Regions from separate parts of the Homo sapiens genome. Here region 2 is linked to region 1. The links are chromatin loops, found by intact Hi-C in ENCODE. Cell type or tissue: Calu3. All regions are shown on one strand.

What was found. A loop is a pair of places that touch in the nucleus more often than their neighbours do. Peaks named below come from ENCODE experiments on the same cell type or tissue, not always from the same donor. Only the 100,000 strongest peaks of a DNase experiment are listed, where the experiment ranks them.
Region 2: a loop joins it to region 1, with 2.4 times the contacts of the local background. A loop is called at or near these places in 5 of 110 quality-filtered maps.

What each region holds. Positions count from the first base shown.
Region 1 is chr4:23,131,070-23,139,069 of GRCh38, forward strand. The region is part of intron 12 of LOC105374524 (a long non-coding RNA gene); the gene reads left to right. Among named protein-coding and RNA genes, the nearest start is that of ADGRA3, 620 kb to the left of the region's middle. In Calu3, no CTCF peak of the experiment used is centred here; a DNase peak (open chromatin) is centred at 4,932.
Region 2 is chr4:23,320,369-23,328,368 of GRCh38, forward strand. All of the region lies in intron 13 of LOC105374524 (a long non-coding RNA gene), which reads left to right. The region is part of intron 3 of LOC105374523 (a long non-coding RNA gene); the gene reads right to left. Among named protein-coding and RNA genes, the nearest start is that of PPARGC1A-AS1, 440 kb to the right of the region's middle. In Calu3, no CTCF peak of the experiment used is centred here; no DNase peak of the experiment used is centred here.

The DNA.
Region 1 (8,000 bases):
GCCAGGTAGTGCCTTCCTGTTTAAGCAAAAAGCAGCTGATGCAGGTTTCTCTCTCTCTTCCTTCAGCAACAACTTAGAGTGGATGCATTCTGCTTTTTTATTCTTGTCTCGAAATTTATTTTTGTTAGTTTTGCAATATTGTAGCTTATCCAATTTACGTCTGCCCTTCAAAGGCTTATATTCTTATTTTTTCTCTGTAGTCTCTAATTTGATCTGGGACTAATGTCAAATCTTTTTTCTACAGCTCTGGTACATACTTCTTATAAACAGACATCACCCCCATTTGAAAATTGAGACAAGAGTGTGCCTTCTTGGATAATGTAGATAAAGGTTGCTTTTGTAATTGTTAGACTCAAAGTTGTTTTTTTTTTTTTTTTTTTTTTTAATACAGAGTCTCACTCTGTTGCCCAGGCTGGAGTGCAGTGGTGTGATCTTGACTCACTGCAACCTCCACCTCCTGGTTCGAGCGATTCTCCTGCCTCAGCCTCCTGTGTAGCTGGGATTACAAGCTTGTACCACCATGCTTGGAAAATTGTTGTGTTGTTAGTAGAGATGGGGTTTCATCATGTTGGCCAGGCTGGTTTCAAACTCTTGACCTCAAGTGATCCACCTGTCTCGGTCTCCCAAAGTGCTGGGATTACAGGCATGAGCCACCGCACCCAGCCACAAAGCTATCTTTTAAGAAGATGCTCAGTTCCTGAGTAAGAGCTTGTGTAAACCTGGGGGTTATTGAGACAGCCAATGGAACTCTCAACTCCTCTCTGACTTTCTAAATAAAAGCCTTTCACAACACAGCTGTCCCTTTGGGAGAGTAAGTAGAGGGAGGGAAAAAAACCATATATGGGGTTTGTGTGTGTGGTCGTGTCTCCAAGAAACAGATAGGGAGCAACAGGCTGTGTGCCTTGCTCTCGATTTGCTGTTATTCTTGCTTTTTTTTTTTTTTTTTTTGAGACCGAGTCTCACCCTGTCGCCCAGGCTGGAGTGCAGTCGAGCCATCTCGGCTCACCGCAACCTGTGCCTCCTGGGTTCAAGCGATTCTCCTGCCTGGCTCACCGCAACCTGTGTCTCCCGGGTTCAAGCGATTCTCCTGCCTCAGCCTCCTGAGTAACTGGGATTACAGGCGTGCGCCACCATGCCTGGCTAATTTTTTGTATCTTTAGTAGAGATGGGATTTCACCATGTTGGCCAGGCTGGTCTCAAACCCCTGACCTGGTGATCTGCCTGCCTCAGCCTTCCAAAGTGCTGGGATTACAGGCGTGAGCTACGGCGCCCAGCCTATCCTTGCTTTTTATATTTTATTTTAACTATCTTTGGGACAAGAAAACTGTGTGTTTTCCCAGGGAATGTTAGCACAGTGGAGAGTGGTCAGTATTTTAAAGGCCTTTCTTGTTTGAGGATTAAGAGGAGTAAGTGTGATGGATGAATGGGGAGATGCTAGTGAAATGCCCCTGGAAGCTGGAAACAATTCAAAGCAGCTTGCCTGCTCCACCTATCTTTAGGCTTAGTATAGCTACTCAGATTTCCCCGAGTTGATAGTCAAATATGAAGTGATTATAAGCAAAAAGAAACAAACAAAATGAGATGAATTGCTCCCAAGGAACTTAAACAGAACAAGGAAGGACGTCCCAAGTATCAATCATATGAGACCCGAGTTTTCTGTATGCACTTAAAGCCCCAATTACCTAAGATGAGAGAAACTGAAACTCAGGAGTTTCTTATTAACAACTTAAAGCTCAGGCCCCTTCATAAAATTTCAATTCATTCTGGGCTTTGGCACAGAGATGGAGTCCTATGTGATTTTTTTCCCTGTTAGAATTGGAGACTTGATTTGGAAACACCACAATAAAACTAACTCATATTCCCAAAGCACAAAATGCAGAAGCAGACATTTATTTCTTCAATACAGTGGAGATTTTGTATAAATTTAACTTCTGATTAGAAAACTTTTTACATTGGAAAATTTCAGCAATGAAATTTCAGTAATAAGCCAAATGCAGGTCTGCTCGAGGTCGAATGAAATTTAGATGAAAAATCCAGGATTATCAAAAAGAATGAGGGAACTTCAAGTTTCTGTACATCCAAGGTTAATGGGTTGGATTCTTTCATTTTTGATTTTTATGGCAGCACATAATTTCTCTTCCTAGTTGGCTTTCTGCTTTTTTCAAGCAATAAGTTTTGAGTTAAAATAGTATACCTCACTTGTAATCAAGCCTGTATGTTTTCCTATGTGAATATTTCTATAGTACCTATCACTTGAGCATGCTATGGATTATTTTCTTTCATAGAAAATAACAACACATGAAATAGTCCTTTAGTAATATTTTCTTTTTTCTTTTCTTTTCTTTTTCGAGCCAGAGTCTCACTCTGTCACCCAGGCTGGAGTGCAGTGGTACAATCTCAGGTCACTGCAACCTTCGCCTCCTGGGTTTGAGTGATTCTCATGCCACAGCCTCTGGAGTAGCTGGAACTATAGGCACCTACCACCACGCCTGGCTGATTTTTGTATTTTTAGTAGAGATGGGGTTTCACCATGTTGGCCAGGCTGGTCTTGAACTCCTGACCTCAAGTGATCTGCCCACCTCGGCCTCCCAAAGTGCTGGGATTACAGGTGTGAGCCACTGTGCCTGGCCACTGGTAATATTTTCTAGCAGGATGTATTAATCCTAGTCATTTAATTATTGAGAAACTGAGGTATAAAGGAATGAGTCTATGGTGAGCAGTTCGCATTGAACTTATCCTCTTCTAAATAAGAAAGGATATAACATTCATTAAGCATCTAATTCCACACCTATTTTCTCATTAATTTGTAGCATATACTCTTTATAGCAATCGTTGGGGAAAGCACCCTAGTATTGTCTGTTTCTCTCTGCGTTGTTGCCTTTCATTCTGATGCCATCATAGCACCTTTATCATTCACTCTTTCTAATAAGACTGTAAATTATTTATGGGCAACGATGGTGCTTTGAACTTGTGTTTCTCTGTCATAATGCCTAGCATAAATACTCGAACACAGTCTAATCAAAATGTCAATCGTGACAAGAGATGCCTGCCAGACCAGTTGTTGGAGACCTCCAGTTTTAACTTAAGAGGCCTCACTTATGCTGTGTCTTTGGGAGAAAGTGAATAGGGGCTGAAGGGATATAGGAGGAAACCAGGGAGAATCTTCATCCTGCAAGATTTCCCTCAGATCAACGTTGTCTCCGTAGTTTCTCTTGTGGGAGCCTTACCCTTTACTTATGCCATGTTGAATAGAGGGAAGGACTTAACAGAAGGGATTTATGGCTGAAAGCTTCCTTAATTATAGGCTAGTATAATAAGTCCTTCCACTATCTTAATGATTGGGGAATTAAGAAGCTCCTTAATAGAAATTGACAGGTTCCATTGTCATTGCAAAGAAGGTTCTGTTATGGTCTAGAGTACCCTGCCAACCATCCAAGGATTTAGGGTTCCCCAAAGGCTCATTAACATCTTAGACCATAAGGTCTCCAAAGGAGGCACTAATGGTCCACCTCGTTATGATCTGAGGATAATGACTGCTTGACATCCATATCCATTGAGATGATAATCGCTCTGTAAAAACTGTTATGATGTCAGCAGCCAAAAAAAAAAGAAAATCTCATTTGCACTTTATAATCTTTGGTTTCTAATATAGTATTTAAATTATGCTAGAATTATTTTATGAATCTGGCTTAATAGAGGCAATGCATATGATGCTCTTTAAAAAAAATTAAAAGTCTCTTTTAAAAAAGTTGTTATCACCCTTATATCACTGCATAAATGAAGGGTAAGATTAGTAAAGCTCTTATAGCACCGAAATACTTATGAGTAATTGAATAAAAAACAAAGACTTAAATTTCCCTTAATTTACATACACATTTACTCCAGGGAGTGAAAAGAAATTCTCTTCTTAGAATGCCCCCAAACAGAGAAAAAAAGCTCATAGTGGTAATAATACTAATAGGAGAGATTGTCAACTCACGCCGAGTGCTTATTATGCATCTTGTCCTGCACTAAGTAATTTTCCTGCATCTCATTTTCATCTTCGCTGAAACATCTCTGAGGGGGCATCTCTCTTGCCCTCACTGTACAGATGAGAATAGGGAGGTGCACAGTGGTGAAAGATGCTGTCCGTGATCTTCAAGGTGGTGCATAGCAAGGCGTGATTCAAATTGATTCACTCTGGATTCAGACTTGTGCTGTAACGATGAGGATTGTGTGCCAGAAAGAGTTATGGGTTTCAGAATCGGGAGAAATGGGCTTATGCTTGGCCACTAACTAGCTGTGTGAACTTGGAGAATTTATTTCACCTCTTGGGACATTCTGGACTAGTAAATCTTGAAAGCATTTTTTACTACCAACGTTTATACTGACAAGGACATCTCAGTAGCAGAACTGAAATCAGAATTTTCACATTACTCTCTCAATAGCTACCAGTATTCATGAGTAGTAACATCATCGTTTTCCCATTGTAATTCAGTTTGGCTGAATGGTTTTCCACTTTGGTACGAAAGTGCTGATTTTAAAATAATCTTACTGCTTATAGAAAACATATGGAAAAAAACCATCCCATATTATTGTTTAACTCTGTAAAGTATACCAAAAACCATTTTTCCAATCAATTTCTATTTGACTTTAAACAAGGGAAAAATGGAGATGAGTGTAAACAAAAATCTATTAGTCAGTGTTAGTACAGCCTTTTTATAGCTCTAAGCATTTCCCTGTGTATAAACATAAGAAAGCAAATTAACATTTTAAAGAGATTTCTCTATTGGGTTATATTTAATAACAAACCAGCATAAAAAGAAGGAATCTTGTAATAATAATTTTCTAAAAATCTGCAGATGCTCTTACAGCCTTGAAGCTTAGCTATTTGTTGGAGCTAAAGCTGCAATACCCAGATTCTTCCACTAGAGGGGTGAATTGTTCCTAATGAATAAGATCTCATTGTCTGGGGAGGGGGACAGACTGGTGCTGATAACTTACAATGATACTGTGGACTCCAAAAATATACTTGGAGTGGCCTTTACCATAATATTCATATTCAGTGAAACTAGCTATAGGACAGAGTGATAGAAAAGAGGTTTTAACTATCAAGTCCTAATGGAAGTACAATCTTGTTATTATGAAATTATTTAGGCTATGGATGGGAAAAGAAATAGTTGTATTCAAGTTGTAACAAAAGATGTCAATTTGGCTGCAGAATGATAGATGAAAATAGAACTTCTGGGGGACAGTATGGTAATTCTGAGTATCTGAGGAGAAAGTTCACTGAGAACCTCAAACATTTATGGTTACTACAGTTGTCTTGCAGAAATACATTCATTGCAATTTTTACACAAAACATGATTAATTAGAAAAACAATAGGCCTGGGCATAAATAGCCAACATTCTCTACTTTGTTTTTTAAGGAGAAAGGAATGTACTGCTGACAAATTCTCTTCAGCTGCACAGTTCATTTCCTATTTGCTACTGCGTTCTCCAGGGATAGTGAAATGTCTGACTGTAGCAGGCAAAATATTGAAGGAATAGAAGTGTCATAAGCCACAAGATTGGCCAAAAATATATATTAGCATGTCCTGACAATCATTGTTTAAAAAGTAAAAGTCAAAAACTAGTTTCTAGTGTTCTAGCAAAAGCAGAAATGCTTTAAGCAAATAATTTCAAGTTATTTCCAGTCCAATGTTGCACATTGACTTTATGTGCACAGAATGTAGACATCATTTTGACATGTTGCTGATGGAAGAGATGCAAAGAAATAAAAATGAGCAGAAAAGAGGTATTTCAAAGGAGGCATATATATATATATATATAATTTTTTTAAGAGAAATTCATATGTTAGAGGTTGTTTTCAGTAGTTTCCAAGTTTTTTAAAGGATCCTTCTTGAGGAGACTTTATATAAAACTCTCCATCAATGCACAGTCCTTTCAGTTTGTGTCAAGGAACAGTTTCTGACACAGTAAGAAATACTAGCTGGTGTCTGGGATAAAATTTACTTCCATCTCACACACACACACACACACACACACACACACACACACACACACACAGAGTCAATCATTATTCACAGATCCTGTATTTGCAAATTTGTCTACTTGTTAAAATTTATTTGAAACCACAAAATCCATATTTCAGGTGATTGTTGGTCATTCCTAGGCATGCATGGGGTGGGAAAATTTTGATCTGACCATATGCAAATACCCAGCTGAGGCTGACATAGCAACACTCTGCCTTCTTATTTCAGCTCTGACTGTAAACAAGGGTCTTTTTGTGATCCATTTAGTGCCTTTTTTTTTATTTGTGCTTTTTTGTTGGTGTTTTAAAATGGCCCTTAAGTGTCATGCTTAATTGCTGTCTAGTGTTCCTATGTGCCAAAGGCTGGGATGTGCCTTACAGAGAAAATACATGTTCCAGATAAGCTTGCAAGTTCAATGTTAATGAATCAACAATAATATTTAAAAAGATGACTTTAAAACATGATTATGTATTGGTCGATTGATTGAAATGTGACCAGAGGCTCACAGGAACCTGACCTTTCCTTTCCCTTAGGAAAGTTCAGTGCCCATTAGCTCAGTGTTGGTGGAGACTTCATAGAACACAACTACTGTGAATAATAAGAATCACATGTGTGTGTACAGAGAGTGGAAGGGAAAGGGAGAGAGAGAACAGAGGAAAGAATCATAATTGTGAATAACAAAGTGTCCTTCACTTTGGAATATTCCTCTCTGCTGACAAAGACAAAAGCATTTATTTTAATTTTTGCATTCAAACCAAACTCAATAGAAGTAGATCAAATACTCCAAAACTGATGAAGGGGAAAACACCCCAGTACAACAAAGGCTGATAGTAAACCATTACCAGCAGTATAAATGAAGATTTGGTATAATAAGTATGTGTCTGCCAATAGCATAAGGTTAGCTCTAGTCTGCCCAGGACTCCATCCCAGCTACGCCAATTGCTACAAATGTGATCTTAGATGATTTATGAAAAACCTTTAGCCTCAGCTTCTTCATCTGAATAAATAGAAATAATATCTATTCAAATAGTTTCCATGAAGTTTGTATAATTTATATAATACAACAAGCATAATGATTATCTTATCAATGAGCATTATTTTACCTTTTGTATTCATTTTTCCTAACAGTTTTTCTTCATATTCCATATAGAAAAAAAAATTAAGACTATGCTCTAAGCAATAGCTTTTAATTTAGGATCAGTCATTTATGATCTCCAGCGTCACCCAGCTCCTTAGCATTTCTCCACAGTTCTTCTGTGGTCCTTTGTCAGTCAGTTCCTGTACCCATTTCTTACAATACTTATCTGAAGCTGTTTCCCATATTCTCCTCCTTCTACCCTATCATTTCCTTTGCTCCTCTCTCACATGGCCTGGATGTCTACCATAAAGGACTGAATGTTTGTGTCCCCCCAGAAGAAATTGTGGTAAAATCTCACTCCACAATATGATGGTGGGAAGGTGAAGCCTTTTGGAGGTAATTTGGGTCATTAGTCCTAAAAAATGAGACTATGGCCCTTATAAAAGAGGTCCCAGACTGCTCCCTAGCCCTCTTTCCACCACGTGAAGTTACAATGAGGAGTCAGTAGTCACAAACCAGAAGTGTAGTATGAGGGAAATATGAGAAGAAAGACTGAAGAGGTAGGCAACGGACAGATCAGAAAGACCTAGTGAGCTAAGACAAAGAGAAGTCCTCTTTTGCAAGAGCAATAAAGAGGCATCGTAGAAAGTTAAGGAGAGCTGTGATATGATCAGATTTTTGTTTCAGGAAAATTCAAATTTGACAGCAGTGGGGAGAATGGATTGCAGGGATCAAGATAAATGCTGAGAGACCCATTAGAAGCTTATGGCAGTAATCCAGATAAGAAATGGATTACTTAATATAGCCCAGCCACACAGGTACCCTGTGTGGATAACCCAACCACACTGGCACCCTGATTTCAGACTTCTAGCCTCCAAAACTGTGATAAGTAAATTTCTGTCATTTAT
Region 2 (8,000 bases), 190 kb after region 1:
GAATCTTTGAGCTATTCTGTCTTCTTCCTAATACATTTCTGTTTTTACGCAAATGAATCAGAATTTGTTCCTGTTACATGCAACCAACAAATCCTAATTGATCATTGATATTCTGAGAATTCATTTCTAACAAAAGGGCAACCTGTATTTGAAGGTAAATCTGACAATATAAATGAGCTTAACTGGCTTATTATTTCTCATATCCTGTCCATAAAAATACTTTCTCATTCTCAAAATAAGATATTCTTATGTACATTACAGGCAGATTATTCACTTTCCATTTCTTTGAGATTTCAACAAATATAATGGTAGAGAGAGATGTGTTGGGAATATATAAAAGCAAGCCCTAAAATAGACTGGATGAAATTGCCATCATTTGAAGGAAAAATTTGCTTCAAATAAGATAACCAAATATGTCTTCACTGGACAGGTAAACACGTTAAATACACTTATCTAGGAATCTAGTTGCTGTAATTCATTAAATCAACTCATAATTTTAAATTCACACATCATTGGAAGTTTTCTCCTTCTACAAGAATTTACTTGGCATGGTGGGAAACAGAAGTGAGTCCTCTGTGAGCTGTTGCTTAAATAAAACACAAGGGAGACATTCATATGATGGGCCTCTGAACACATTGCCAAATTATAATTATCCATAAACAAAGACCAGAAACCCAGAAAAAAATCTATTAGTGCTGCCATGCCTTCTTAAAGCTCTTCCTTTGATGATTTCTATTGCTACTCAGAGTCACATTATTACCAGCTGATAGGGGGCACAGATGGCTCAGAGCAGAGAGGTTTGTTTCTGTTATGGTTGATGCTATTTCTTCATGTCTCTTTTTTTTTAATGGAGATTTGGCATATTTCAATTTTCTATATTTCTCAGATAATTGTTCTACTATATTTTTTGCTGTTGTTTTCACCTAATTAGTCAGAATGTGGTTTATGTGTATGGGGCACTAGCTTGGCTCCCTTTGAACTCATGGTAACAGGAGACAGCTCTGTTTATTTTCCTTCTGCTGTTTGTTTGAAAAATACTCTAGCTGATTTGGCTTTCACCATAAAGCAAGAAGCTGGCCCTGAGAATTTCAGCCCTAGTATCTGAGCACGTGTGCACATGTTATCTTGGGCTTTCTAATGCTTTCTCAACTTTAGTCTTTCCCTTGCTTTTCTTTCTCTCTGTCTCTCTCTCCTCCTCTCTCTCTCTCTCCCTCCCTATTTTTCTCTTTTTCTCCTTCTCTCTCTCTGTACGTTTCCTTCCTACACACCACAGACACACACACATACTACACACACATTTTCACCATTCATGGACACTGTCATTACTATGTATGGGAGAAATTCAATAATGCAAAGTAAAACTATTAGCTCCAAACTCTCCTACTTCAAATTACTTTCCAATGTCTGCTTGCGCTATTTCCATTTGTTTTCTTTTTTCCCCCTCTCATTATCCTTATGAATTCCTCTGCATTGCTATAATCTTTAGCTTGCTTAGGAATTTGACTGAAGAAAATCATAGCAGAAGCTTTGGGCCTCTCCTACATTCATGAATCCACAGAAAGTGTTAGGGAGGATTAAATGGCCCTGTCGTTGCCCCTGTTCCCATGATCTTTGATATAAATTTTCCAAGTAAGAAATTCAGACTTATTTCTCTAACCACAGACTTCCATCTTGTATATACTTCAAGAATCAATTTTAGCTACTAGGGTTATTTGATTTCACCTTCCCAAAACTTTCATTTAATATACTCTCCTTATAAACCTTACATATATTCAAAAGTTCACAGGCAGTGAATCTGTAGAACATATGAATATACAGTATTTCCATGTAGCTTCCACCATATTCCTTATAAGTGGGTCTCAGAATTCTATTTCAGAATAAGGACCAAAGGGGCTTTTAGGAGAATAGTATGTCATTAACTCACCTTCTGGCATTTTAACTGTTATCAGCTGTACAGTTTAGTTTTATTACAACAGACATTATTGTGATAACTTTTCCTACTTTATCGTTGCAATTTATTGAAGCAGTTAATTTCTCAAAAAGTAAGAACATTTTTTCTCATTAGAAATTCCTTCATGGCCTCTTTAATACATGTTCCTGGCTATTTGGAAGAACTGCTGATAAGTGATTTTGACTTGTATCCTCAATAATGTGAGGTGTTTAAGGGAAACTTGGCAAACCACTTAGGGTCTGAAGCCATTTCTTAAAACCAGCCCCAACTGATTAATTTCTGTCTCATTACTACCCTCAACATTCAAAAAGTTCCCAAATTGCAATGGTCAGCCAAATCTACTTATAAACTTCCTAAAGACAAAGTTTTTACTTTGTTTAATAAATTATTTTTTCTCAGATTATTGTTTTTTTCCTTTGATTACTTAATTCCAGTATTTGACAGCATTGAGTTTGAAGGGCTGGATTTATTAGCTCAAAATAAGTGGGAGAGATTTTAATTATCCAATAAATATATACTCTTTATAACTCCAAACCATGTAAATCATCATCTTTGATCTAATCAACCAACAAAAGTCAGACTCTCTCTCTTTTTTTTCTTTTGGACTTTGATTTCTCTGTGTGTATTTGTCTAGTTGTTGTCTCCTGACAGAACTCTAGCAAGATAAATGAGGAGAATTTACATCTGAGAACATGACCCAAATGTAACAGCCTTCAGAAAGTCTAGTAAATCATAATAAGAGGAAATAGGACAGATAAGAATTCAGCAATATGAGTAGAACAGGTATTAAAGAAAGAAAAATTAAAGAAAGAAAAGATTGATACTGACTGTGATGAGGAGTTGAGGGACAAGTTTAACCAGCCTAACATGGAAAGTGTCAATGTTACTCCTCAGATTTTGGTTATTTTTCTCTTTCCATGGACATTGGTTCCTTTATAAGTCCACATAATGGTCCACATTTAGAGCCCAGAGATTCTATTCTCTAGCTCCTAGGTTTATAGCCTACCATTCGGACTGGTGAATTTTTCTAAGCACAGTAGGGTAAGTCAATGTTAATTAATGACAAAGTCTTAACAACAACCCCAACATTAATGAATGTCTACCATATGCCAACAGAGCTAAAGATATTTTACACACATGATGTTATTTATTTCCTTCTATAATTCTTTATGGTAATTATTGTTGTTATTATTATTTTCTAAAATTATTATTTTCTTATAGTTGAGAAAACTAAGCCTTAGAGAGATGAAGTGCCTCCTTCCAGGTCCCACAGGCAGTGAGTCACCAACAGGTCTTTGGATTTAGGTCTCATCCACTGTGCTCTATTTAAATGCTTGAAGACAGCTGTTCTGCCACATCTACCCTCTGACCCATTTGTCCACCACATTCGCACTCAATGCTTTCCAATTTGAACAAAAAATATAGTAAAGTTTAAGTGTACCACTAATTTTAAATTCCAATATATCTTAATTTCATTGGAAAGCCCACTTTCAGCTGTCACCATATTTATAATACAACACACATTTATTAGTAACAGTATACATTTTTTCTAAGTATCCCTAAAGGTTTGGAAAGTGGGTAATTTTTACATCTATCACAATGCTATGCTTAAGGCACTGTGTGATAATAAGGCCCACAGAGTCCTGCTTCAGCTAGCTTACATCAAGAATCCAAATGCAGGGCAACAAGAATCTTAAGTAAGTCATCATCAGCTGAGCAGTGGTGAGTTTCATGGGCTTTTCCTGAAAGAGGTGATCTTCAAACATGCTTATTGAATATTAAGTAGAAAACCAGCTCTGGCCTTTGCAGAGACATAAAACACCCAAACGGAGTTTGCATGACACAGAAAAAATTTCAGAGACGCTATGGAAAGAAAATCAGAAAGGCTGAAAAAGAGGAAATTGAGAAATCACCCAATTTATGCAAGGTAATGCAAAGGGGGTACTAGAGGTTTAGGAATGATAAATGACTGATTGCCAGAATGGAAGACAAAAGCAACCTTGATAACATTATTCTGAATTGCTGATGAAAAAGCTATTTACAGTCAGTGACATCCACTACCAGAGCATTCTTAAATGACTTCCTGTACTGATGTTGCCTGAGTATTAGGAAGAAGACTAATGCATGATTCAGCCTCTAATTCCACACCTCAAACCACAGGGCACTTGGGCATATCTTTGTGCCTTTCTGAAGATCAGAGCTGGGAGACTGTAAGTCTTTGCCAAGTCCATCTCCATCATTTAGCAGATAAGGAAACCAAGTTTTATGAGATGAAATCACTTGGCTTAAATCACAATGGGCATGAGTTGTAAAACTGAGCACTTCACTGCTCTTCAGGATGCTGGGGAAGCTACTGCAGCAAAGGATTCCGAAAACTAACTGACTTAATTAACACCTTAGGGCAGGGAGGTCACAATGCCACCCAGAGACTCCGCTACCCTCATCACATGGTTTCCGAAGACATGGTTTCTCATTTTCAGCATGTCTAGCCAGAGAGAAGTGACAATATTGACCCTTTCCTGGACCCTGTGATTCTGGAAAACAGTGAAGATTAAGAAATCCCCTCATCCTTTTGTGTCCTGGGACACAAACAATGACTCTTTTTCATATATGTTAGATAACATGCATGAATTACCCCTTGTTTACCTAGGAAAAGGTTAGACCCAAACTCGAAATTCCAATTCTATGACTCATAAAGAATTATCTTAACTGCTTATCCCTGTGATTATTTGGAACCAAATGTTTGCTAATCAAACTCTGGTGAATTTTCTCTTCTCCTCCCAGGTCCTGAATTTTTAGCAAACCTTAGCCTGAGCTGTTATAAACCCCTGCTTAAAAGCCTTTCCTGAGAAGAGGCTGGCCTCAGAGTAAAAATGTCCTGTGGTCTACTATGGGACTGCACAACCCTTACATTTCACATCAGCTCTTTGTAGCCTCTTTCCCTCCCCTTAATAAAGGAGGAACTCCTGTTTTCCTAACCTCTGAGACATTGCTGATCTTATGGTCAGAGCATGATTCTCACTGCAATAGTCCATTTTCTCTTCCACTTCTTCCCTTTTCAAATAAAGCCTCTCCTTACTAAATCCAGATTTTTTTTTTCTTAATTTGGCAGGAAAAAAAATCAAAAACAACAACAACAAAAAAATACCTAGAAGTTTCAACATTGTCTTTGAACCACACCCCATCAACCTGTGGGCTCAAATACTGGTCTTCTCTGTATTCATTCTAGGATCAGTGCCAAATTATATGTTTTACCTTTCTTGTGTGTTAGTCTCCTCATTTAAAATAATGATAAAAACAGAATCTGCCTCATAGTTTGGGGGAAATAGCAAATGAGGAAATGCAGGTAGAGTGCTTAGTACATCATCTCCACACAGTAATCAACAAATAAATGACAGCCTATCACATATGAGAGTAATGCCTGGCATTTTTAACACCTATTATCTTTTAAAATTCTCATATAACATTATAACAATATTTAAAAGTTGTACTATTGTTACCGTTTTACAGAAGAGGAATTGGAAACCCACTAAGATTAAGAAAATCGTTTTTCTGACTATAATTCCTATCTCTTTCATCTCCATGTTAAATCATGCATTTCCTTAACTTCTAGAGTATGTTAAATGATTACAATCCCCTGAGTTTAACAGAAAAACTACCTTTTGTATTACTGAATCACTTTGCTCCAATGAAATGCAAAGATATGCATCTCCAATGTATACAAAAGAAAGAAAAGTCTCACTTATTTTTCTCAAAATAAGTCATGGAGAAACAAGAGTCCATGTAGACAATGCCGTTGAAAATTTGAAATCTCTTTCATCTGGTTGGCCAGATCAAAGGTCATGGCATGCAACAGTCAATAAAGATGTGCTGAACTACTGAATGGAAAGAAGAAAACATGGTAACACTCCTGGGGAAATGTCAATCAAATGAGACTACTGAATAGAAACGTAGGAAATGATGTCAATCCCATTACATGTAAAGGCAAAGACATACTTCTGTTTTGTTGTTGGATTAATGATGACTGCAGACATTCTCTAGAATGCCTATTCTGTTCTTATCTACTTCCATTGCATCTCACCAGAAGTAAAATAACAACATATTAAAATGGTTAAATGAGGTATTCGGGGCTGCTTTTATTTTGAGTTTAAAGATAAAGCTCAGTAATTAGTATTTTCAGAAATTTAAAAGTCAAACTTCAGCTATTATAAAAAATTTTCCTATTTCAAACTCTCAATACATTCTGAGGCTCCTTCATGATATCTTTAGGATCATGATAAGATTGTGGCTCTAGAACATTAAACATAAACTGAAAAGAGAGAACATGATGGTTTTAATAGTGGAAAATATTTCTCATTAACTGCATGCTTGTCCTTGATCTGCATTATTAGACTATAAGATTCTGAAGACAGAAACAAATTCTTATTCATGTCTGTCTCCATCTGTCCATCCATCTGTTCATCCATCCATCCATCCATCCATCCACCCACCATTTATAGAACCTCTATTGTATTCTTGACATTGCTTGAATGGAACACAAGATGAGAACACATTTTTTTTCAAATGCCACAATCTACTTGAGGACACAGTTATATACAACTTACAGTGATAGACCCAAATTATGAAAAGTGTTCTAGGAAAAATGAGGTAAATGTTTAGATAAAATAATGATTAATTATGACTAAAAGATTAGATAAGGCAAGTACCTAGTATAGTGGGTTATATGGTGCTGACAAACAACAAATACTGAATAAGTGAGTGAATAAATTGGACAATAAAAGCCACACTTGATCACGGTGTTTATTTCAGGCTTGACTGAATTATTCATATTTGGCATTGAAAAGGAATCTTAAACCAGATGATTTCTAGATCTATGAAGAAAGCCAATTCAATTCAACAGAATTTGCTTTCATAAGGTCCTTGTGCATAATACTTACTTGGTTCTCCTGGCAGCTGACAGATGGTGAATCCTGCCTGTCCAGTCCAAGATGAAATGACCAGGAACCCTGTGCACATACCTGAGGTTGTTAAGGATCTATGTGGTTGGAAAGCAAATAACTCTGCATCAAGTTCCTGAAGCACACTTTCCCCTCTGAACCTTTTCATAGATTGACCCTCTTATTCAATAAGCCTACACCTGTGTATATATGTACATGCCGTACACAGAACTTGAAATCAATTTCTACAGGAAGTTTCTTTGATTATCCCAATACTAGAGAAGGCACTTCTACATGCTACCCTGTACTTTCTCTATTATGATGTTGATGACAGTGTTCTATTTTATGTTTAATTTTCTTGATTGTAATTTCCATGCAAGCAGAGAGTGAGTCATATTCACCATTATATCCCCATTGCCTAGCATAAGTCCTGCCGTACAGTCACAGGACAATAATTATTCAGTAAAAAATTAGAGAAATGAGTTTAATGCATTACTAGAATAATATTCTCAAAGTACAGCTCTGATCATATTATACTTCCAGTCCAAAACTTGCCCCTGAATGCCAAATGAAGTTTAAACTGCTTAGAGTAGTAGTGTAGGTCTTCTACAATCTAGTCCTTACCCATATTATGCTCAATCATATGTCAAAAATTTCAGCAACATTGACATTCTGAATATACCCTAGATTCAAAGGCATTGCACATCAAAAATTTCCCTGAGCCTCATAACACTGTCTGTTTCAACTCTGCCCATCTTTAGAACCCAGCTGAACTCCTCTAAGGAGATGTCCCTAATCCTTTCCTCCTCCAACTCTACCCTAGCTCTGAGAATTATTTTCTTTCTTCTGCCTACCCATAGCTTTAAATATACCTGTATTACAGAGTTTACCACAAACTACCATGAATTATATTTGGCTTTTTAATACATGCTTCATCTCCCTTTTCAGACTGTGAGTTCCTGGAGGGCGGGAGCTATATCTTATTCATCCTTATCATTATCAGAGTGAAAAATGAATACAATTTTATCACTATGCAAAGGGAGAAAGAACTTTCCAAGTAGATAGAATTTATAATATCTTTTGATTGATTGTTGAAATGGCCATACATTAGT